Regions from separate parts of the Homo sapiens genome. Here region 2 is linked to region 1. The links are chromatin loops, found by intact Hi-C in ENCODE. Cell type or tissue: breast epithelium. All regions are shown on one strand. Each heading gives the region's core, and the rest is flanking DNA. Links, peaks and the distances in the headings are about the cores only.

Region 1 (11,812 bases), core at 4,362-9,361:
CCCATATTCCCCTGCAAGGAGAAGGGCCCCTGTTATGCCATTATGAGGGCAGAGCTGACTCGTCTCTGCCAGGGACACAGCTCGGGCCAAGACAGAGGGGCCAGTAGGCCTGGGTTCCCACTGCTGCCAAACACCCAGGCATGACCAGTGTCTATCTCCAGCCTCAGGACATGGCCAAAACTGCCCTGTGGCCCAAAATACCTACTTCAAGGCCACTCGTGGCATCCCTGACTGTGTGCAAAGTCACTAATCCTAGGTCACACAGGTAATCTTCATAGCTAATCAGCAAAACAGTGTCAGTAATAGGAACAGGGTATATCAGTTAAGACTGTTCACATCTGAGAATGATCACATTGTTGGCCCCAATTCTTCCCCAATCGCAGAATCCACGCTCCTTACCATGTGAATTTGCTGTTCCTCCTATTCAAGAGCCAGAGCGTATTTCCCCTGCCCTTTGAATTTATGCTCAGCCGTGGACTTGCTTTGGCCAATAGATTGAGGTGGAATTGAAGGAACAGCCACTCTACGCCTAAGCCGCGAGAGACTTTGTGTTTCCACTTGCTCGGCAAGCCCACTGATCCCAAGAGGAGGATGAGAGACTCATGGACAGAGCTGAGCTGCCCCAATGAGCCAGACCCACAGACCCGTGAGTTAAATAAATGCTGATGGGTGTATGCCGCTGATGAGTTGTTATGGATGTTTGTTATGCAACAATAGCTAACTGGTGTGATATCTAAAGATTTGCTTCCAAATATAATCATTCTTGATGTAGTTTGGGAAGCAAAAAGTTCCCTATATGCTTTGTATCTTCAAATTCTATCAGTCACTTGAAGAATAAATGTGTGTGTGTTGTGTACGTATAAAACAAAGCCGCAATCATCATTGATGACTGAAAGCTATGAATAAAAATTATTTAAACTTCCCAATAGATAAACACTTAGGAAAACGAGTGGAATTTCTTGCTTCAAGGCTTCAGTCTTAGCTGAACATTTTCATACACATTTTAGCCTCAGCTCTTTGGTATGTGGCTAAAATGTGTATATGGCACCCTTTAGTGATCCAGATATGGGAAGAATACCAACTAATCTCAATTTGGGGGAAGGTTTTTGTCTGCCGTGACTATTCTATTCAATCATAATAATGGAATATTAAATCATCATTAAATATCATGTTTACCCACTAATTTCATTACAGACATAATTACACATGGGCAAAAGGACATATGCACAAAGATAATTATTGCAGTGCTCATGTAATAGAAAAATGCTGGAAACAATCTCATGTCTATCAATAAGAGATCAATGAGATCAATGAAGATCCATCCATTGGATGATGTGATGCAGGAAGTCATTAAAAAGAAGCTGGCTCTGTGTGTACCGATGTGGGACTGTAGCCAAGACACACAGAAGCATGCAAACGCAAGGTGCAGGGTGGTGGCTCAGCATGCTGCCATTTGTGTGTTTGTTTAAAGAGAAATATACATGAAGAAGTACAGACCATCTCTTTTTTTTTTTGAGACAGGGTCTTGCTCTGTCACCCAGGGTGGAATGCAGTGGCACAATCATAGCTCACTGCAGCCTCGACCTCCTAGGCTCAAGTGATCCTTCTGCCTTAGCCTCCCAAGGAGCTGGGGCCACAGGCATGTGCTACCCAGCTAGGTTTTTTTTTTTTTTTTGGTAGAGATGGAGGTCTCCCTATGTTTCCCAGGCTGATCTCAAACTCCTGGCCTCGAGCAGTCCTCCTGCCACAGCCTCCCAAAGAAGCACAGACCATCTCTAAGAGACACCAGAAACGGGTAACTGAGGTTACCTTGGGACAGAAGCTGGGAAGACAAGAGGATAAGGAGGAAGGAGGCTGACTTTCCTTGCAAATACCTTTTAAACTGTTCAAAATTTTTTAATGGACACACTAATTTTAAGTGAAACAGAAGCCACCCAGGCTGGAGTGCAATGGCACGATCGTGGCTCACTGCAACCTCCACCTCCTGGGCTCAAGTGATCCTCCTACTTCAGCCTCCCAAGTAGCTGATACAAGCATGCACCACCATGCCCGGCTAATCTTTCTATTTTTTGTAAAGATGAGGTCTCACTATGTTTCCCAGGCTGTATCCAAATCATTTCTACAGTGATGTACAATGTCATGAGAGATGCTCATGTTACAATATTAAACCAAATAGAAGGTTAGATTAAAACAGCTGCATGATCTTAACCACAGAAGAAAAACCTATGGGGAAAGGCTGGAAAGAAATGCACCATAGCATTAGTGATGGTGAGATAGATTTTGCCTTCCTCTTTAGTGCCCGTGAGGCCAGGAGGAACCACACTCCTCTGCTCAATACTTCCATCACGCAGGTGCCATTATTAGGCCTTTTACTGAAAAGGAAAACGAAGTACTCCCCGGTCACTACCCACTGCCCAGCATATAGTGGAGGCTCACTGATATTTGTCAAATAAACATCTGCATCCCTTTGGATTAGAGGTGGAGCTCCAAGACAGCCTGGGAGGTGGGCTAGAAGATCCCTGGACTGAGACCAGGTAGAGGTGGGTTCAAATCCCAGCTCCCCACTTTCTGTGACTGTGGACAAGTCACGTCCCCCTTTGGGTCTCAACACTGGGGGTAACATTGCCACCTCCTGGGTGGACGCAAGGGTCCAGTGAGGCTGAATGCAAGCAATCCCACACGTGCTGCGCCCATAGTAGGTGCTCAGAAGTGGTTACTCCTCCCCCACTGGCCCCTCCCCTGGATTTGAAAACAAGTCGGGGGGGCCTCCGGCCCTTTCTGAGAGTTCCACCAGCACCTCAGGTCCAGCTGACACAGCAAGGTCACCTGCTGTCCATCACTTAAATAGCCAGGCAAATGCGGATGATAAATAATTCAACACCAGCTTAGCTCAGCGCCAAGGCCATTTTATCTGGCCCAGATGGTTAGATGGGGGCCACCGCTCATTAATTACCAAGCAGGAGTGGAACACATGGGCGCTTGGCTATCTCTGCCTGCAGGAAAAAGCTGTGGCAAGTTAGGGAGGTGACCAAGACCGCCTTTTACCCAACTGCACAGATGTGAGTGTGAGTGTGTGTGTGTGTGTGTGTGTGTGCACACACAACCATAAGAGATCCTGAATTTGCCACCCTGGAATTTGAGCTTTCACCCACGGAGCCTTGCCTCCGTTTACTCAGGAAGACACTTCTTGTTTGTCTTCATTCCCTCCTACTGCAGCCAAAGGCCATGACCCAAAAGCAGTGCCACCCCTGTTCTAGCTTTCCTGTGAATGGCAGTGGCTGACCTCTGGGAGGCACTGACTGCGGGCCAGACCACACCCTTGGTGATTCACATGCTCCTTCTTGTTGCCTCCTGACAACATGGCCCATCAGTGGAAGTGGGGGACTTCCGCTGCCCGCTCCTGCCTGCATCCGCTTCCTTGTCGTTGGTAACAGCACCCCACTTTCCTTCAAAGAACCACCTCCTCTTAAGTCTAAGTCCATGTGGGCCATCCAGGACTGACCCATCCTTCCAGACTTCAAGTGTGGGCATGGGACCCAGGCGGAGGCACTGAGTGATCCACGCAGAGTGGGGCATATGACGTGGGCTGGGCCAGTGAGTATCAGTCTTGGGAGCTGTGCTAGAATTTAGGGGAAGGGAAGCCCTCCTCCATGGGATTGCTAAATTGCCTAGAGCTACTGGAGGCCATTGTAGTCATCCCCCAGGGGGAGACCCTCTGAGGATGTAGCCTGGCAGAAGAAGGGAGACCTGAGGGATGGGGGTCACAGATTGTGTTTCTTTTAATTTTTATGATTTAGAAGATTCCAACGGAATAAAAGAATATCCCGAGTGTGATGATGTGTTAGTGTAGGTCATAAATTGTAACAAATGTGCCACTCTGCTGAGGGACACCAGCGATGGAGAGGCGAGGCATTGGGAGAAGGGGGCTAAGGGAGATCCCTGCACCTTTCCTTCAATTTTGTTGTGAACCTAAATCTGCTGTAAAAATAGAGTCTATTTAAAACAAACAAACAAAAGCCCTAAGTGCAATGTGGGATTGTGGATTGGCTCCTGGAAGAGAAAAAGAATATTAGTAGAAAAACTGGGGCAATGTGAATAAAGTATAGACTTTAGTTACTAGCAATGTCCCAATGTGAATTTCTTAGTCTTGATGAATGTATTGTGGTTATGTAACATTAGGGAAAGCTGGGTGAAGGGTATTTGGGAACTCCTGTACTATCTTTGCAACTCTTTTATAATCTAAAATTATTTCAAGATAAAACTACTGAAGACAAAAAAAAAAACAAACAAAAAAACCAACCCTCTTTACAGATGGTGAAACTTAAGCCCAGAAAAGTGACTTGTTTGAGGTCACATAACTAGTTTAGTGGCAGAGGTGAGATTCCACCCGAGTCTGTCTGACTCTCAATACTGTGGTTTTGCTTTCTACTCCGTTGTCAGATGCCTCAAGGATTCTTCTCGATGATCACTATCTCAGCGGAGCTATGTGCAGGCCCAGCAGCTCCCGTGGCCCCCTCCCCTACCTCTCAGGACCACCCAGGAATTTCCAGGGATGTGTGGCTGTGGCTGCTGAGGATGTGATGGGGTGAAGGCCAAGCCAGATATCGGGAAGGAAGAGAAGGATCAGATGTGATGGATGGGGCTGAGGGACATCATGTCAATCAATGGTTTCAGTCCTGGCATTACCAGCATCAGTGGGCTCAGAGCTGGCAGGGAAGCCTGACCTGTGTTTGGAAACTCTCCTCCGTCTGCCCCCCACCACCCCACCCCACCTTCCCTTACAGCCTCCTCTTCCCCTTGCCTGGACCTTAGGTCTCGGCCCACAGAGTCCTCCCTGGATGCCTGAGACTCCCACTGCTCCTTCCATCACTCTCGATTCCAGGTTCAGGGGTTCTGGATTCAGGAAGCTGTTGTGAGGATCCTATGAGATGGTGGTTGCAAAGTGCTCAACAGGATGCTTGGCCCAGGGTAAGTGCTCAGTATCTTTTGAGATTATTATTCCTGACTCATCATCTCCGACCTGACAGCAGCAATCACAGCTACCATTTTTCAGCCTCTCTGCAGCATCTGACCCAGCTTCCCACTCCCGGCTCTCCTCCCACCTTCCTGGCCCCTCCTCCTCACCCTTCCCACCACTGGAGAGCCCCAGGGATGCCCCCTTCTTCACCCACCCTCGCCTGCAGTATCTCCTCCAGTCCTGAGGATTTAAACTCCTCTATGCTGACAACTCCCAAGCCTGGACCTCAAACTTGAACTCCAGACTCTCTTCTCCAGGTGTCCACTCCCCCATCTCCATCTCAAATTCAACATACCCAAAGCCCAACCCCCGATCTTCTCCCTGAAACTTCCTCCTCCCGCCATCTCCCTCTTCTGCCCATGGCTCTGCCATCCCTCCTGTCACTCAGGCCCAAACCTGGATTCATCCTTGATGGCCTCCCCCAAGGTCCCATCCAACAGCGGATCCTGTTGGCTTTACTTTGATATATGTTCAGAATCTAACCACCCCTGACCCTGGCCCAGCAGCACCCTCTCTTGTCTGGATCCTGCTGCTCCTCTCTGCTCTCCCTGCCTCTGCTTCCCCACCCCCTACAGTCTCTTGTCAGCGCTGCAGCCAGAATGATCCCTCTAAAGCGAAAGACAGGCCAGGTTCTTCCTCTGCTCAGAGCCCTACAGCAGGCACCTGTCTCACTCACAGTAAAAGCCAAAGCCCTCCCCATGGCCTACAGGGACCTGTGTGGTCCGGCAGCTCTGCCTCCCCACCGTGTCACCCTTAGTCCTGCCTCAGGGCCTTTGCACTTGCTGCTCCCTGCCTGGGAAACTTCATTCTATATATTTACATGGTTCACCCCTCACTTCCTTCAGTCTCTGCTCAGATGTCACCTTTCAGTGAGGCCTTCCTGGGCCTGCCTTCCTGCTGCATCTCTTCTCCATAGAACACATTCCCTCTAATACTTTTTTTTTTTTTTGAGATGGGAGTCTCACTCTGTTGCCCAGGCTGGAGTGCAGTGGTGCCATCTCGGCTCACTGCAACCTCCACCTCCCGGGTTCAAGTGATTCTCATGTCTCAGCCTCCTGAGTAGCTGGGATTACGGGCCTGTGCGACCATGCCTGGCTAATTTTTGTATTTTTAGTAGAGTCAGGGTTTCATCATGTTGGCCAGGCTGGTCTCAAACTCCTGATCTCAAGTTATCTGCCTGCCTTGGCCTCTCAAAGTGCTGGGATTACAGGCGTGAGCCACTGCGCCTGACTTCTAATACATTTTAGATGCTTACTTGTTTGTTTATTTATTTATTTATTTTTGAGACAGGGTCTCACTATGTCACCCAAGCTGGAGTGCAGTGGCACAATCATGGCTCATTGCAGCCTTGACCTCCTAGGCTCAAGCAATGCTCTTGCCTCAGCCTCCCAAGTAGCTGGGACTACAGGTGCGCACCATCACGCCCAGCTTTTCTACAAAAAAAATAAGGTAGTTTTTGCAGAGATGGGGTCTTGCTATGTTGCCCAGGCTGGTCTTGAACTCTAGGACTCAAATGATGTTCCTCTCTAACTTCCCAAAGCACTGTGATGACAGCTTATGTGTTTATTAATTGTCTATCTTCTCCCACCAGAATGCCAGCTCCCTAAGGGCAGGGATTTTTGTCTGTTTTGCTCACCGCTCTATCCCCAGCTTCTAGAATGGGGCCTGGCCCATGGTAGGTGCTCTAAATATTTGTTGAAGATGTTTCTTGAGCACTTGTTATCTGCAAGGCACAGTTACAAAATTGCACATGTATTCCTGCCTCCTTTCATCTTCACAACCACGTCTTGAAACGGGTGCTACCATCTCCATTTTACAGATGAGTAAACCGAGGTGCTCAGAGGTTAAGTGACTGACTTGCCAGGAAGTGTCAAAATCAGGATTCAAACTCAGGCTGGGAGGTCACAGAGCCTGTGCCAGAAACTCCTAGGCCAAGTACCCTCTTGGCTCCACTCCCAAAAGGCCCTTGAAAAGTTTTCCCACCTGCCTGAATTCTGGACGCTGTCAACGACTCAACCTCAGAGGACATCTTGTCCCCAGCTCCTGCCCAGCTCTCCTGGCCCTGCCAAAGGCTGTTCCCTGGACTTTCTGCCACTCAAACCCCTCAGCCAGCATCCAGTTTTGCTGACACCAGTCATTCCCACGAGAGTTCTGGAGACACTTTGGAGCTCCAAGTCATCTCTGCACATAAATATGTTATTAGGCACTGATGTGGGGGACAACTGCCAATTGATCCCAGTCCCCACCCCTTGCCAGTCTCTGCCTGCAAGGACAGTTAATGGCTCTGAGGAAACTAAAAATAAGCTGCAAGTCGATGGGAGAGGAATTACCCAGAAATGTCAGCTTGTGCAACTGTCACCGTCGAAGTGGGGCCAAGAGAAAGATGGGGCTTGGGGATCAGGAGAGAGGGCAGGAACCAGGCCTGGAGCTGTGCAGCATGGAAGGCTACCATCTTTCTCTCACTCCAATATCTGGTCCATGACCAAGTCCACTGACTCTGTCTTCCTGAAATTTCCAAAATCTATCCACGTCCTCATCACCTCCATGGCCACCACCTGACCCTGCCACCACAGTTTCCTCCTTGTTGCCCTGTTTTTGCTTTTGCCCCCAAGATCCTGTCCCTCCTCTGCTCAGAACTCTCCCAGGCCCCCATCTCGCCCAGAGAAAAATCCCAAGTCCTCATTTATGAGGACCCACAAGGCCCTCAGTGACCTCTTCCCTCGGTCTCACGCCCCCTCCCTCACTCTGCTTCAGCTGTGTGATCCAACTCTACTCTGCAAGATCCAACCCCAGGGCCTTTGCACTTGCTGTTTCCCTTATTTGGAATCTTCTATCCCCATATCTTCTCCAAGTCTCTGAATCTAGCTTTCTTATCATCCAGGGCTCATCTCAAATATCTCAGGGAGGCCTCCCTGACCACCCCAGCTAGAGCAGACCCGAAAGTCTCTCTATTCACAGCCCTGTTTCATACTCTACATATCATCATCTAAAATCACCTTGTATATGTTTCCTTGACTCTCTGCCCCCTGTCCTCCTGACCCCCCAAATGGTAATCGACACAACACAGAATCTTTGAGGTCTACGGTAAGTACTCAAAGGATTTTTTTTAAGAGGTGGAATCTCACTATGTTGCCCAGGCTGGTCTCAAACTCCTGGGCTCAAGCAATCCTCTTGCCTCACCCTCCTGACTAGCTGGGACTACAGGTGCACACTACCATGCCCAGTGTCTCAATGGAACTTCTAAACAATTCTTCAAAATAACTGGTCTGCACACTTCAAAAAATGTAAATGTAATGAGAAACAATGAAACGCACAGAAACCGTGCCAGATTAAAGAAAATGGGTCGGGTGCAGTGGCTCATGCCTGTAATCTCAGCACCTTGGGAGGCTGAGGCTGGTGGATCACGAGGTTAAAAGATCAAAACCATCCTGGCCAACATGGTGAACTCCCATCTGTACTAAAAATACAAAAAATTAGCTGGACGTGGTGGCATGCGCCTGTAGTCCCAGCTATTCAGGAGGCTGAGGCAGGAGAATCGCTTGAACTCAGCAGGCAGAGGTTGCCGTGAGCCGAGATTATGCCACTGCACTCCAGCCTGGCGACAGAGCAAGACTCCATCTCAAAAAAATAAAAAAATTAAAAGAAAAGAAAACAGAAGAGTCAGAATGACTAAATGCAACGTGTGATTCTGGATTGGATGCTGGACCAAGATGAACCAAAAAGGACATTATTGAGACAACTGGCAAAACTGGAATACAGATTGTTTATTAGATAATGATCATGTATTTGGGCTCATTATCCTGAAATTGGTTATTGTACTGTGGTCATGCAGGAGATGTTCTTGCTTACACTCAAGCAATTAGGGATAAAAAAGCATGATATCTGCAACTTATTCCCAAATTATTTCAATAAAATAATCCCAGTGGGGAAAAGAGAGCATAAGAGAGAGAGAGACAGAGAGAGAGAAAGCAAAGGTGGTAAAATGTTTAAAACTGGGGAATCAAGGTGAGGCATATATAGGAGTTCATTAAACTATTTATTAAACTTTTCTATAAATTTAACATTTTTCCAAATTAAAAAAAAACAAAAACAAAAAACAAAAAACAAAAAGAAGCTGGGCGTGGTGGCTCACACTGTAATCCCAGCACTTCCAGAGGCCGAGGCAGGCAGATCACTTGAGGTCAAGTTTGAGACCAGCCTGGCCCCATTTCTACTAAAAATACAAAAATTAGCCAGGCATGGTGGCAGGCAACTGTGGTCCCAGCTACTCGGGAGGCTGAGGCATGAGAATCACTTGAACCTGGGAGGCGGAGGTTGCAGTGAGCTGAGATCGAGCCACTGCACTCCAGCCTGGGCAACAGAGCGAGACTCTGTCTCAAAAGAAAAAAAAAGAAAAGAATACCGAATGAATGTTTCTGTTCGTGATGCTATTTGACAGTAAAGGAAGTCAGGGAACTGGTTTGGGCAGTGGGTATGTGTGCACACACCCACACTCACATCAGCACACACTCACAAATGCACACCTACATACACATGCACACACAGGCATAGTCATGTGCACACCTGCACAGGTGCACAGACATGCACACACACATGCGTTCATATCGCAACCACACATGCACACCTGCACACACCCACTTGCACATTCACACCCACCTGTGTGGCCCACAGCTGCAGCACCAGGGCCCGTGCCTGCATCTCCTCTGACACACCCATCTCCTCCAGGTGCAGCAGGTAACTCTCCAGCCATTTGCTCCGGTGGGCCCGCCTGGCCAGCCTGGCTGGGGATAGCAGCTTCCACAGGCGACTTTTGACACTGCACATGTGGTCCTTGTCCCCTGCAGGGACAGAGCACAGAGAGTAGGGGTTACAGATTCACCATCCCACACCCAGGGCTGGCCAGGCATGACCTCCCATGAGGCCAAGGGTCTTCTGAATGTCACTCATTGAGGGTGGGGAGTTCCTGTGGGAAAGAAGCTGCAGGACAGGCCCACAGCAGGAAGCCCTTTCAATACCAAATTGCTTATTATCTGTCTTACCCCCAGTAAAAAGAAGCAAGGGGTCTTGTCTCCTGCAGGTGGGAGCCTGATCTATTTCAATCACCTCTATGTCCCCATCACCCGGCCCGTAGCAGGTGCTCAATAAATATGCATTGTATTAGTCTGTTTTCATGCTGCTGACAAAGACATACTTGAGACTGGGTAATTTATTTATTTATTTATTTTTTAAAAAATAGGTTTAATGGACTCACAGTTCCATGTGGCTGGGGAGGCCTCATAATCATAGTGGAAGGTGAAAGGCACATCTTACATGGCGGCAAGCAAGAGAAAATGAAAGCCAAGCAAAAGGAGAAACCACTTACAAAATCATCAGATCTCATGAGACTTATTCACTACAAGGAGAACAGTATGGGGGAAACCACCCCCATGATTCAGTTATCTCCCACTGGGTCCCTCCCACAACACATGAGAATTATGGGAGCTACAGTTCAAGATGAGATTTGGGTGGGGACACAGCAAAACTATATCATGCATTAAATAAATGGTAGTTCTTTCCAGAGCAGGAGAAGGAACACTAAACACTGAGCAGCATTCTCCCTCCCCAGGGTCCAACCCCAGAGCAATGCCAGCCCATGTGCATGAGGAGGAGGCCACTGTGAGCAGGCTCAGCACAGCAGCAATCACAGAAAGACATCAGCAACAACCTAACTGGCAGATTGGGCTGGAGTCTCAAACTCAACTCACTCCAGAGAAGGCAGGCCAAGTAAAAGAGAGACGGGCCAGAAAGGGGCCATGGCACTTAGCCCACCAACCAGCCCTCGGCAGGAGAGGGAAACACCCCAGCATGGCCAGAAGGCCTGTGCTTTCAAAGGAAGCTGATAATCCAGACAATTATGTATAACCTTCTGATGTTTTTTAAGGTTAGCATCCAAGTAAAAAGTTTTTAATCACTGTGCAGACCACAGAAGCATCTCTGAAGGTCAACTTTGGCCCACAGATCACTAGCGTGCATCACCATTAAACAGACAATGGTGTGTTTATGTTCTGGAAACATACAGCAGTGAAAGTGAGTTAGTACATTTTACCTACAGACACAGAGAGTTCCCAAGGGCAGACTGGTAAGGGGATAAAGCCGGGCACTGAAGAATGACACTATTTAGATATTGTTTTCTTTTCTACTTCTTTTTTTTTTTTTAAAATATTTTCATGAACCATACATGAGCCTTAATATACATTGTTTTAAAGCTCCACGGTAATGCTATTTATATGCACAAATATAAAGTTTAAAACAAAAATATAAAATATAAAATTTGGTTTTCTCCGAAATCACCCCTTGGAAAAGTGAGAGTCATTTTGGATTGCTCTGAAGTTTCAAAGTATTGGAAACTCCCTCACTGACTCTTCTGAACCACAAGCCGTGTTTCAGGAAGACTCGCCCCACCAGCGATTCTAAACCTGGCTGCACCTCACAGGGCATTTGAAAGGGTCGAAAATGTAGACTATGTTTTTTTTTTAAAGTATGTTGGCTTCATTTTCAAATAATACGCTGAATATGTTTAACTTTTAGACTTCAACTTGAGCTCATTGTTTTACATTGAAATGAATGTCACCATTTCGGGTGACATTTCAATGTAAAGCAATAAGCTTAAGTGTTCAACTGAAATACATTATCTTCCTATGTTTCTCCACTTTTCAGGCTCTCTGAAGAATTACCTGGGAGCTCTTAAATCTCTGGATGCCCAGGTGCCAACCCCAGATTGATCATGTCAAAATCACGTGCGTGGGAACTGGGCAT
Region 2 (11,812 bases), core at 3,162-8,161, 74 kb before region 1:
ACTCTTGGGTTTTTTTTTTTTTTTTTTTTTGAGACAGAGTCTTGCTCTGCTGCCTGGGCTGGAGGGCAGTGGTGCGATCTCAGCTCACTGCAACCTCCACCTCCTGGGTTCAAACAATTCTCGTGTCTCAGCCTCCTGAGTAGCTGAGATTACAGGCATGTACCACCATGCCTGGCTAATGTTTTTATTTTTTGTAGAGACGGGGTTTTGCCACGTTGGCCAGGCTGGTCTTGAACTCCTCGGTTCAAGTGATCTACCCACTTTGGCCTCCCAAATGCTGGGCTTACAGATGTGAGCTACCGCACCCAGCTGATTCTTAACCCTTCTGAGCCTGCTTCAGGCTCTGGAAAGACACTGACAAAGGCCTAGAGAAGAACCTTGCAAGAGGGCAATGCCCTGTGCAGGCGATAGAAGCGTCGCAGGGCAGCCTTCTCTGAGGCTGGCGATGGGACAACTCAGCGAGGGGCATTGGCGGGCAGCAAAGAAAAAGCTTGGGTGGTGGAATGGGCTTGGAGGTTGGCTGAGTGACCTTAGGCAAGTGCTGAGATTCTCTGACCTTAGGCAAGTGCTTTAGATTCTCTGAGATGCAGTCTTCTCAGCCAAAATCAGAGTTAACCCTTGTAGAGTTGAGGTGTGATACTTAAATAAAGTATTGTCATGATGGGTGAAGAAAAACAAAACCAAAAACTATATCCACGAAGAGTCTAGTTAAATAATGTATGGTACATCTAAGCCATGAAAGATTATGCAGCCATTAAAATGAATGAGGTAAATCTAGTTTTTGCTGATATGGAAAGATCTCTAAGGCTTATTTATTTATTTATTTTTTGAGATGGAGTCTCGCTCTGTTGCCCAGGCTGGAATGAAGTGGCGCAATCTCAGCCCACTGCAACCTCTGCCTCCCGGGTTCAAGTGATTCTCCTGCCTCAGCCTCCCAAGTAGCTGAGACTACAGGCGCACGCCACCATGCCTGGCTAATTTTTGTATTTTTAGTAGAGATGGGTTTCACCATGTTGGCCAGGATGGTTTCAATCTCTTGACTTCGTGATCCATCCATCTTGGCCTCCCAAAGTGCTGGGATTACAGGTGTAAGCCACCGCGCCCGGTGGCTTATTCATTTATTAATAGTTAAAAAGTAAGGTACCCAACAGTATATATGACATAATCCCATTGGTATTAGAAATAAAAATAATCTTTCTACATAGCCTTATTGAGCACCTACTGCTTGCCAGGAACTGGAGTAAGCAGGAGGAATACAGTGTGGATAAAACAAAACTCCTATTTCCATGGAGGTTGGTGCAAAAGCAATTGCATCAACCTAATATAAAGACGTGCAAGAAAATGGCTTCTTCTGAGCCTGGAGATGTGGGAGTGAGATTTCTGTCTTTCCATTGTATGCCCTCTGGTATTTGAATTAGTCTTACTGTTGAATGCATTTATTTATTTATTTATTTAGATGGAGTTTTGCTCTGTTGCCCAGGCTGGAGTGCAGTGGCACGATCTCGGCTCACTGTAACCTCTGCCTCCCGGGTTCAAGCTATTCTCCCAGCCTCCCGAGTAGCTGGGATTACAGGTGTGCGCCACCTGGCTAATTTTTTTGTATTTTTAGTAGAGACAGGGTTTCATCATGTTGGCCAGGCTGGTCTCAAACTCCTGACCTCAAATGATCCACCCACCTCAGCTTCCCAAAGTGCTGGGACTACAGGTGTGAGTCACTGTGGCCGGCTGAATGCATTTATTTTAATGATCAGTTTTTAAAAGACTGGATTAAAAAAATGAGAGAGAAAGCAACGAGCAGTGTTTGGCTCAATGCAAATGGTTGCTTTTATTATTATCATAGTAATAAAACATTTATTAACTGTCTCTTGAGCACCTACTGTGTGCCAGGTACTTTGCTAGGTGCTGAAGATACGTAGTGAGCAAGAAAGATAAAAATATTGGTCCTCAGGAGCAGGTGCTCTAGGTGGGGGGACACAGGAATCAGAGAAGTAACTGCAAATGTCATTAGTGTTACAACAGTTGGGGATTATGATGGCATCGGAACCTAACAGAGGGGAGGCTTGCAGGTCTAGGGAGTTGCCCAGGGATCGGAGCCTGGGCTCCAGCCCTCTATCCTCAAGCCTGGGCAGTTCACAAGGTTGGACCCCTCCATGGCTTCAGAGCAAACAAAAACAGCTAAAATTGATGGAATACATACAGCCAACAGGCACACTGTAAATACTTTACATGTATTAACTTACTTAGAATCCTTACTACAACCCTATGGATACTATTTTTATGCTCATTCTAGAGATGAGAAAGTCAAGGCACAGAGAGATTGAGTAACTTGCTGAAGGCCACACAGCTAGTAGGTGGCGGAACCAGAATTCAAACCCAGGTATTCTGCTACAGATGCCATACTTATAACTACTTCCTTTCATGACTTTCTTCTCCTCTTCCCTGCTTATCAGAGCCAGTCCTCTGTCTCCCTGTCCTCCCCAGACATGAGGATGACCCTCTCTGGCCCCAGCTGCAGCAGAACATGCAAGGATTGGAGGACACTCTCCAATCTTCCCCTGTCCCAGGGGCTCCTAAAGTGTCCTGGTTTTGCCCTTGGAGCCCAAGTAGAAGAGGGGACGAGGGGGAGCAGGAGCCAGCCAGGTATACGCTGGTCCCCCGTCTGCCTGTCCTTCAGGCATAAGAATCTGGGTTACTCCTAGAGCCCAAGTGTCCAGATTGATTCTAACTCCAGCCCCTGAATGAGCCACAAACTGAGTCCTAACCCGGGTCACACTGAATCTTGACCCTGGCCGCACATTCCTTCATAACCCTGGTCCTAGGCTAAGCCTTGACCCTGGTCACACACTGATCCTTAACCCTAGTTGCATACTGATCCCTGACTCTGATCACAGACTAACTCCTAGTGTGATCTATGACCCAGGTCATGTACTGACCTCAGTCTCAGACTGAACCCTGATCCTTGTCAAGGATAAGCCCTGACCCTCATCACACACTGAGTCCTGACCCTGCTCACTGGTTGAGCTCTGACGCAGGACACAGACTGAGCTTTGACCCTGGAGAGACACTGAGTCCTGGCACTCCTCACTGACTGATCCCTGATCCTGGCCATAGAGTCAACCATAATCTGGTCCTAGGGTGAACCATAATCTTTGTCACATATTGATCTCTAACCCTAGTCATACACTGAGTTCAGCCCTGGCCTCAGATGCCCAGCCATCTCCAATTGCTGCTGTCTACTGCCCAGGGATTCAGAGACTCCCAGAATGCCCTCTTCCCACCTTTCCCCAGAGCTTAAAGTGATTCCACTGGCCTGTGCAGAGGTCACCCAGCCTGTCATCCCCGGGGCCCATCTGGGGGACCTACAGGGCTCTAAAAAAGACAGGGAAGGCATGATTTAGACAGAGCTAAATTCTCGAGATGCTGCTTTTCATCTAGAGGCTCCCAAACTCTTCCTATTTCTCTCTGTCTCGTCTCTTCCCCCATTCACACACATATTTCTCCTGAAACAAAATTCATCAGCAAATTCTGTCTTTAAGAAGGGAGGTCAGACAGCAGCCAGCCCAGCAGCTGGGCAGAATTCTATTATCAGGAGGAAATGCAGCCAGCAGGAAGGACTGTGCCCTCCCTCCCGGCAAAGTGTTACTCACTCTCCCCAGCTTGGCTTCCTTCTGAAGGGCTGTGGAGTTCCTGACAGGTGGAGGTGGTGGACGTCTGCTGATGTTGACCAGGGAGCCCGTGCTCCCACCGGTGGCTGGCTGCCCCAGACCTGGCCCCTGTTCTGGGAATCTGCCCCAGTGTCTGAGCAACACAGGGGTGAAGAGTTTGAAATGGTTCCCCAAGGTGCTTTCCAGGATTGCAGGGCCTGGGTAGGGCCTTACATATTGGGAGAGTCCTTGTGGCCTCTTTGGGGAAGGATGTTTCCCCCTTAAGACCCCTGAAAACAGGGGTGCAGGATGGATGAGGAACACAGGGCTCACCCTCCACCCCCATCTCCAGGCAGTGCAAACATGTGAAACATGAACACATGGGCAGGCGTTGAGGTTTCCACTCAGTTCCCCCTCCCTGCTCTGGCAGGGAAAGGACTTTTGCTCCTCTGGGCCAGGGAGCCCTGGAGGGAGGGGAGAGGCATGGTTGCTGAGGCTGGGTGGGGGCTTCCAGATGGGTGTCACCCATGCCCTTCCGACCATCTAGGACAGCCTGGGAGTTGTGTCTAGTTAGGAGAGTCAAGAGTCAAGTATCCAGTGAGCTGGTCATTCGGATACCGAGGTGGGAAACAGGTGATCAGCCTGACAGTCATCTTGTCAGTTAGACGTAGAGACAGGCAGATGGGCAGGCCGTCACTCAGCCATTTGATCAGGCCTGCAGTCAGACAAGCAGGCTGACAGACAGACGGTCAGTCAGTCAGAGGAGGAGATGAACAGACAGGCTTCTTCATCTGTTAGTCAGATACAATAGATACCCAGCAGACAGACAGGCAGACAGACAGACATAGACAGACAGACAGACAGACAGGCTGTCCATCAGCCATCTTGTCAGTCAGCTATAGAGACAGCTAGTCAGTCAGTCAGACAGGAGATGGACAGCTAGTCTTAGTTACTCATCTAATTACAGCCAGCCAAACACCCAGGAAGACAGACAGACAGACACTCCAACAGGCATTTGAATGAGGAGATGGAGAGAAAGGCAATTTGTTTTGCATCTAATTAGTCAGGTACAAGAGCCGCAGCCAGGTAGACAGGGAGAGAGTCTCTCTGTCTCAGAGAGGGACATTCAGTCAGACATGGAGGCAGGCAGGCAGGCAGGCAGGCAGGCAGGCACAGCCATTCATCCAGTCAGTCAGCTATCCTGTCTGTCAGGCTCTCAGACTTGCGGTGGACAAGTCAGTCAGTCAGTGTCCGTCAGAACCAACCTACCTTCTGGCCAGTGATGCAGCTGGCCATTATGACAGACATCCAGGCTGGGCAGAGACAAACACTGGATGCTATGAGGAATGTTAAGAAATGGGGGTCCTAAGCTCACAGAATAACCGGGGGTCCCAACACCCCTCTCAAGAGCCTGATACAGCCCCTCAACAATCAGGGAAAGCATTCTGGAAGAGGAGGGAAGAGGCACCCCACTCCAAGAGCCATCCCTCATCTCCCTCTGAAGTGCCTGGCCTCCCTCTACAGGCCACAGGCCTAGAGAAGGAGCTGTGTGTGTGTGTGTGTGTGCGTGTGTGTGTGTGTGTGTGTGTCTCAGCTCTGCCAAGTTCTCCTCGCCTCCCTCCTCCACTGGAGTGGGGGTTGGGCGGCCCTCCCAGGCCACTTCCCATTTTGGGAATTGGGCTGAGAACTATGCAAGAGACAGAAATAATTCCTTTTTCGAGCCTGGCCAGGGCTGTAGCAGCCCAAACATTGGCACAAAACCAGTGCTGGGGAGGGGCCCAGGAGGGGGCAGCCAGGGGTGGGACGGAGCCCTGGGGCCCAGGGACACAAAGGCCTGGGTGTCTCCAGAAGAACCTCCTCATCCAGTCCCAGGGCTGGGTACAGGTACCTGGAAGATTCGAGACTCTTAGTGGAGCTGCCAGGCCAGAAAATGTTCGGGATTGGGGAGGGGACCAGGTTACAGAAAGAACAAGAAAGAAGTCATAGAGTCTCCACTGGTAAAGACAACTTGAAAAATGGACCATTTCTGGTGGCCAAGAAGGGATCCCTGCTCTCTCCTGAGAACACATCCCCCGCTATGGGCAGACCCACTGAGCACTCACATAAGAGATGGTGGCCTGGGAAGCACCTAGCACACAGTAGGTGCACACTAAATGCAAGTGTCCTTGGACCAGAATCGTACACAACTAGCTTCGCAGCCCTTTGGCACTGCTTCCTAGGGTGTGACCCTAGGCAAGTGACCTCAGCTCTCTCAGCCTCACATTTCCCCTCTGTAAACTGGGAGTAATGGCAAAACCCGCTTCCCGGGGTGGCTACGAGGATTAAATGACATGACAGGTACAGAAAATCTAGCACCTAGTAGGTCTGTGATCTATTTGAGTCCTTCCTCCTTTCTTTCCTTCTTTCTCAAAGCATTATTTTCATCTCACTGGGGTCTTACAGCAATCAGCCAAGGCAGATCTTGATCGTCATTTTCCAAGTGACACCCTCCTGAAATCAGCCCGTCTCTTAGCCTCAGTGTCCCCCTTGTGTAAAATGATAGCTCGGGACAGGAGATGTCTGGAAAGCCCTTTCAGAGCCTCAGCGCTAGAGTCGCTGGTGATCCTCAATGCTTGATTGCATCATTCCCAGCATGCAGGGGCCCTTCCCAACCACTCCGTGGGGATCCCTGTGGTTCTGAGGAAGCTGACCCTGCCCCCTGCCCCAGGGATAAGCCAGTCAGCACATGGCATCCCCCAGCTAGAGAGCTTGCTGAGTGGGGCATGTGATTCAAGCTAAGCCAATTTATTGACTTCTGAGCTTTGGCCAGGAATGCTGGGAGTTCCCTTCTCTTCTGGATAACGTAGAGTGCATGTGTGACGCCTAGAAATGCTGCAGCCTTTGGGACTCCCATGAGGGGAGCCAGCCCAAGAGAAAAATTGGCTCACAGAGGAGGACAAAGCAGAGTAAATCCTTGACACAATGATGACATCATGATCCCCTCCCTACCCTTGCTACACACTGCCTGGGCTTTTCAGTTGCACTATCCAATAAATGCCCTTTATTGTCCATGCCAGTTTCATTTGACTTTCAGTTTCCTGCACCCAAATACACCCCAAAAGACCCAAATACACCCCAACAGTCTAGACTTATTGCCAGTTTTAATCCTCAATGTGACTCTTCTACATAGATACTATTGTTCTTCCCATTTTAGAGATGAGGAAACTGAGGCTCAGAGAGTGAAGTGACTTGTCTGAAATCTCACAGCCAGAAACTGTCAGTGCTGGGATTTGAACCTGGAAATGCCTTATGCTCTTCTCACCATGTTATAAGACCTTCTCTTTTCTCATCTATCTCTGGGCAAGTGGGAGGGAGTAAAACAGTAACAGCCACCACCAAACTCCAGTAATAATCATCCCAGGGAAGACCAATCACATAACATCAAAGCCTGGAAGACGCTTAGAGATCATTCAGCACAACCCTCCATTTCACAAATGAGGAGACTGAGGACCAGAGCGGGGAAGAGACACAGGCAGCAGGAGGCAGATTGGGAGCCAGAGCCTGGGACAGCAAGAGGACATTGTTCCTGCAAGGGCAGAGGAGTCACCTGCTGCTCATACCTGGAGGAAGAGGGGGCTTCTTTTTAGCAACAAACCATCTCACCCTTTGGGGGAACTATCCCTTCCCAGCTCTCAAGCCACGTGGCTTGTAGCCTGGCCTCACCTCTGGCTCCAGGTCTGGCCAATCAGAACGGTGCATTCCCCTGGCAACAACGATTGGCAGAGTCTGGGCATGTGACCCCAATCAAGCCAATCAGAGTGAACCCTGGGACTTGTCATGGGACTACCGGAAAGAGAAGCTCCAGCATTCTAATGGAGCTCCGCCTTCAGCACAGGTAAGGACAGGCTCCAGGCTCAGAGCTGCCAGTTCGAGTTTAATAACCTAGTTTATTTTTGTGGTATTCATTTTTAACCCTGTGTTCAATTTAAGGTGATTAACTCCATACAGTTTGCCAGAACCATCTAGGTTTTAAAACTGAAAGTTCACAGGTGAATGGAGGCAAGGGTGGTTGGTCACCCCTGCTTCAACTTATGGGTATCAGATACTGGTTTTCCATTAATGGCAGCTTCCTTTTAAAATAAACATTTGAATTTAAAAAGGGGCCGGACGCAGTGGCTCACGCCTGTAATCCCAGCACTTTGGGAGGCCGAGGCGGGCAGATCATTTGAGGCCAGGGGTTTGAGACCAGCCTGGCCAACATGGCGAAACCCCATCTCTACTAAAAATACAAAAATTAGCCGGGCGTGGTGGTGCACGCCTGTAATCCCGGCTATTCGGGAAGCTGAGGCAGGAGAATCGCTTGAACCTGGGAGGCGGAGGTTGCAGTGAACCAAGATCGTGCAACTGCAGTCCAGCCTGGGCGACAGAGCAAGACTCCGCATCAAAATAATAATAGTAAAAATAAAACAAAATAATTTTAAAAATTTAAAAAGAGAGTCACTTGAGGGAAAATACCAAGAAACTAATAGTACCTTTGGTGAAAAGAAATGGCAAAAATATTGTGAATACTGTGTCATGTGAGTGAGTGATGGTGTTGAGAAATGTACAATGCCTGCAAGTCTGGAAACCCAAGCTCAGTTCCTGGGTTGGTGGCCCACTGGCCGTTTGACTCTAAACAGGTTGCTTGCCCTCTCCGAGCCTCCACATCATCCCAAGCTCACAAGGCCAACCATCCTCAGAGGTGGGGAGAGGTCAGAGGGCAGGCAGGCTCTGTTGTGGGCAGGCAGGCTCTGTTCACCCTTATCCTCTTAAGGGTGAGGTCTTAAGGTATGAGTTGCTCCCAGTGCAAAAGCTGGCACCAACAGCAGCAACTCACAAATCTTTGGAGAGGCCCGGCATTCCCCACTCAGTGACTGCTGAGTTTGACTGATGGGGCCATGTCGGCAAATTAGCCACCATTCAGCAGAGACACCCTTTAGAGATGCTAATTGCCCAGTGCTCATGCGTCCCCACCCCTCCCTGGCACAGGCGGCTGGCTGTCGATCCCCTGCCATTATTGTCTGATAACAGTGCTTGATTTGTCTACACAGACCAGGGCCCCTGCATGCATGCTGTTAGCATCTAACTACCAGCCAGCACGGCGCATGAAGCACGGTTCATTAATGCTCTTGAGGGGAGCAAACAGGTGCTGGCAGAAATCTATTCCCGTGGACAAATCTGTGGACACGTGCACCCTCATACGTGCCCACTTAGCCCCCAAGTATAGGAATGAGTCAGTGTCACGTGTGCATATGCATTCTGTGAACTACTCATACGCCGGCTAAGAAGCAGCCTCAGACACATACGCACAGGATGGAGTACATGCATGTACATAACAGGCAATGCTACATGGGGTTGTGTTAGGATTACATTACAGAACACCTGTAAGGCGTCTTGAACAGCGCCCGGCATGTGGTTAATTACTCCTCAGTAAATTAGATCTCTTATTATTTTTTCCCAGTGCTCCTTTATTTATTGAGGTATAACTTACACATAATAAAATGCACAAGTTTTAAGTGTTTAGTGCAGTGCCTTTTGATAAATAGATACACTTGTGTACCCACCAACTCAGTTAAGGTCCAGAATATTTCCATCATCCAGGAAGTTCTCTCGGGTTCCCTTCCAGTCAATACCTCCAAAAGCAATCACTGTTCTGATTTCTCTTGTTATAGTTGAATTTTGCTTGTTCTTGAGCCTCATATAAATGGAATCATATGGTGTGTCCTTCTTGGCAATGCCTATTGTGGATGCTCAGATGTGTGCACAGCCACTCACACTTACACACATGTGCATGGATACTCAGTCAGACTCATTCAGAAATGGGGATTTCTGAGCTGTAAATCCCTTGGCCTCAGCTTGCAGTTCAGCTAAGCCTCTCTGGGTTCAGAGGACTAAAGGAGATGGGGAGAGCCCCTGATGCTGGGTCCAGCCACCGTGGGGGGCTCCTTCCACATTTTCTTCAGCTTCCCTTACTGAGTGACCTCAGACAAGAACTGAAAATCTGTTTTCTCCTGTGAAATGAAATGAATAATAATAACATACAGCTCATAACTCCCCTGTATTGAGCACTTATTATGCAGTAGGCACTGTTCTAAGGACTGCGCAAGTTCGAGTCCACTCTGTCCTCCCAGCAACCCTATAATCCAGGTATCATCATTACCTGTCTTATGGGAAAGGAACCTGAGGCACAGAGAGGCCCAGCAGCTTGTCTGAGGTCACACAGGAAGGGGCAGAGCTGCGATTTGGACCCGGTCCAGCTCCAGAGCCTTCACCTGCCACCATTATCCCTCTTTATGAAGGGATTATGAGAATTATTGATTATGTCCATGCCTTGGAACCCAGTAGGTGCTAAATAAGTATTGCATAAGATTACTACCAAGAACATTTACATCCACTATCTCACTGATGCCTCAGAACAGCCCCATTTTACAGATGAGGAAACTGAGGCTCAGAAGTCAGTGGCAAAAGATTCTGGTCTTCTGGTTCTAAATCCCACATTCTTTCTATTCCCCCAGCTGGGGATATTCTATTCCACAAGGCAGATGCTTTGTTTTGTTTGCTGCTATGTCCTCAGCACCTAGAAGAGTGCCTGGCACATACTTGACACTCAATACATGTTTTCCAATGAATGAGTACAGCAGGGAGTTGGGAGGAATCACCCAGCCCAATGCCCTCCCGTTACAGCTGGGGGACCCAAGACCTATAGAGAGGATGTGACTCATCCAAGGTCACACAGCATCTTGGTGCCGTTGAAGCTATTGTTTTCTCCCTTGCCTGGCTCACCTCCTCTACCCTTGGGCCTGAGCAAGCCAAAAGATTTGGGAGCCCCTGAGGCTCTCTCAAAGGCCACGTTAATGGGGAGCTGGCATGGAGCCTCTCCCAACTTCATTAAGCCATCCAAGGTCAGCACGGAAGCCTGCCAAGCTAACCCTCAGAAAACGCCGGCTGAAAGGAAACAAGGCTTGCCAGAGCTTTTGCGCTGGGATGGGGACCATTCCTGGCAAACAAGGTGGGGAGGGAGGACCGGGCCAGCCTTTCAAAGCCCTTCGTGAACAAATGCTTGGACTGCAGCCTGCTCTGGTCATTGTCCCCTCCAAGTCAGCAGAAACAGCCAAACTCTTCAGTCTAGCAGGGAAAATGGAGAATGGACTGGAGTCTGTGTGTGTGGGGACAGTGCCAATGAGAGCCCACCCTGAAGATGGAAGGGAAAAGGCAGGAAGATGGTGAAGCTAGGTAGGGGGAGACCATCCCATCCTGAGGGTAACTCTTAGTTGCCAGTCCCCAGCCCTTGGGCATGGAGGTCAGTTTTAAATAACACTGATTGGCCGGGCACGGTGGCTCACGCCTGTAATCCCAGCACTTTGGGAAGCAAAGGCCAGCGGATCACGAGGTCAGGAGATCGAGACCATCTTGGCTAACATGGCGAAACCCCGTCTCTACTAAAAATACAAAAAAATTAGCCAGGTGTGGTGGCGGGCGCCTGTAGTCCCAGCTGCTTGGGAGGCTGAAGCAGGAGAATGGCGAGAACCTGGGAGGCGGAGCTTGCAGTGAGCCAAGACTGCACCACTGCACTCCAGCCTGGGAGACAGCAAGACTCCGTCTCAAAAAAAAAAAAAAAAAAAAAAAAATAACACCGATCACCTCCCTTCATGTCAGGGCATCCCTAAAAGCAGAGCCTGAGACAGGGATTCTTAGGCACGTGATTCATTCTTGCTCCACGTCTCCTTTAGGAGATGGGGGAGAGAGAGAAGCAGGACAGGATAGGGAAGGAGCTAAGCCAGGATGTAGCCTCAGCTGAGGTCTAGCTTCGGCCTGAATTGCACCAGGTGTTGATCCCACCTTGCAGAAAGAGGGCTGAGCTTTTGTACCCCTGACTCAATGAGTCCACAGTCTGCCTGGTGGGAGGACGGGAGAGCTGCCACAGGTTAAAATCCCCTGGCAGGCGACTCCCATGGGCCAAGGGCAATTGTGAGAGGCAGGAGTCGTGAGAAGGGGGCAGTGGTGAACTGTTAGCAGCGGGGAATGCCAGCAGTTGGGGTGTGGGTGCACCAGCTCGTAAATGGAGTGTAGGTGAGGAACTCACAGTGTCCACCACACTGGCTGTCCTCTTTTCTTTTAAATTTAAAATGTGTGTATTTTTTATTTTTGTG

The links. Peaks named below come from ENCODE experiments on the same cell type or tissue, not always from the same donor. Only the 100,000 strongest peaks of a DNase experiment are listed, where the experiment ranks them.
Region 2: a loop joins it to region 1, with 16 times the contacts of the local background. A loop is called at or near these places in 3 of 110 quality-filtered maps.

Annotation. Positions count from the first base shown.
Region 1 is chr20:49,514,385-49,526,196 of GRCh38, forward strand. It overlaps PTGIS (prostaglandin I2 synthase), which reads right to left. Exons shown (of 10, transcript NM_000961.4): 6 at 9,674-9,855; 7 at 1-11. Among named protein-coding and RNA genes, the nearest start is that of KCNB1, 38 kb to the left of the region's middle. In breast epithelium, for the core only: no CTCF peak of the experiment used is centred there; no DNase peak of the experiment used is centred there.
Region 2 is chr20:49,441,745-49,453,556 of GRCh38, forward strand. The region is part of intron 1 of KCNB1 (potassium voltage-gated channel subfamily B member 1); the gene reads right to left. Among named protein-coding and RNA genes, the nearest start is that of KCNB1, 35 kb to the right of the region's middle. RefSeq lists enhancers at 4,856-5,367, 5,368-5,877, 5,878-6,389. In breast epithelium, for the core only: no CTCF peak of the experiment used is centred there; a DNase peak (open chromatin) is centred at 5,307; H3K27ac peaks cover 1,965 bases.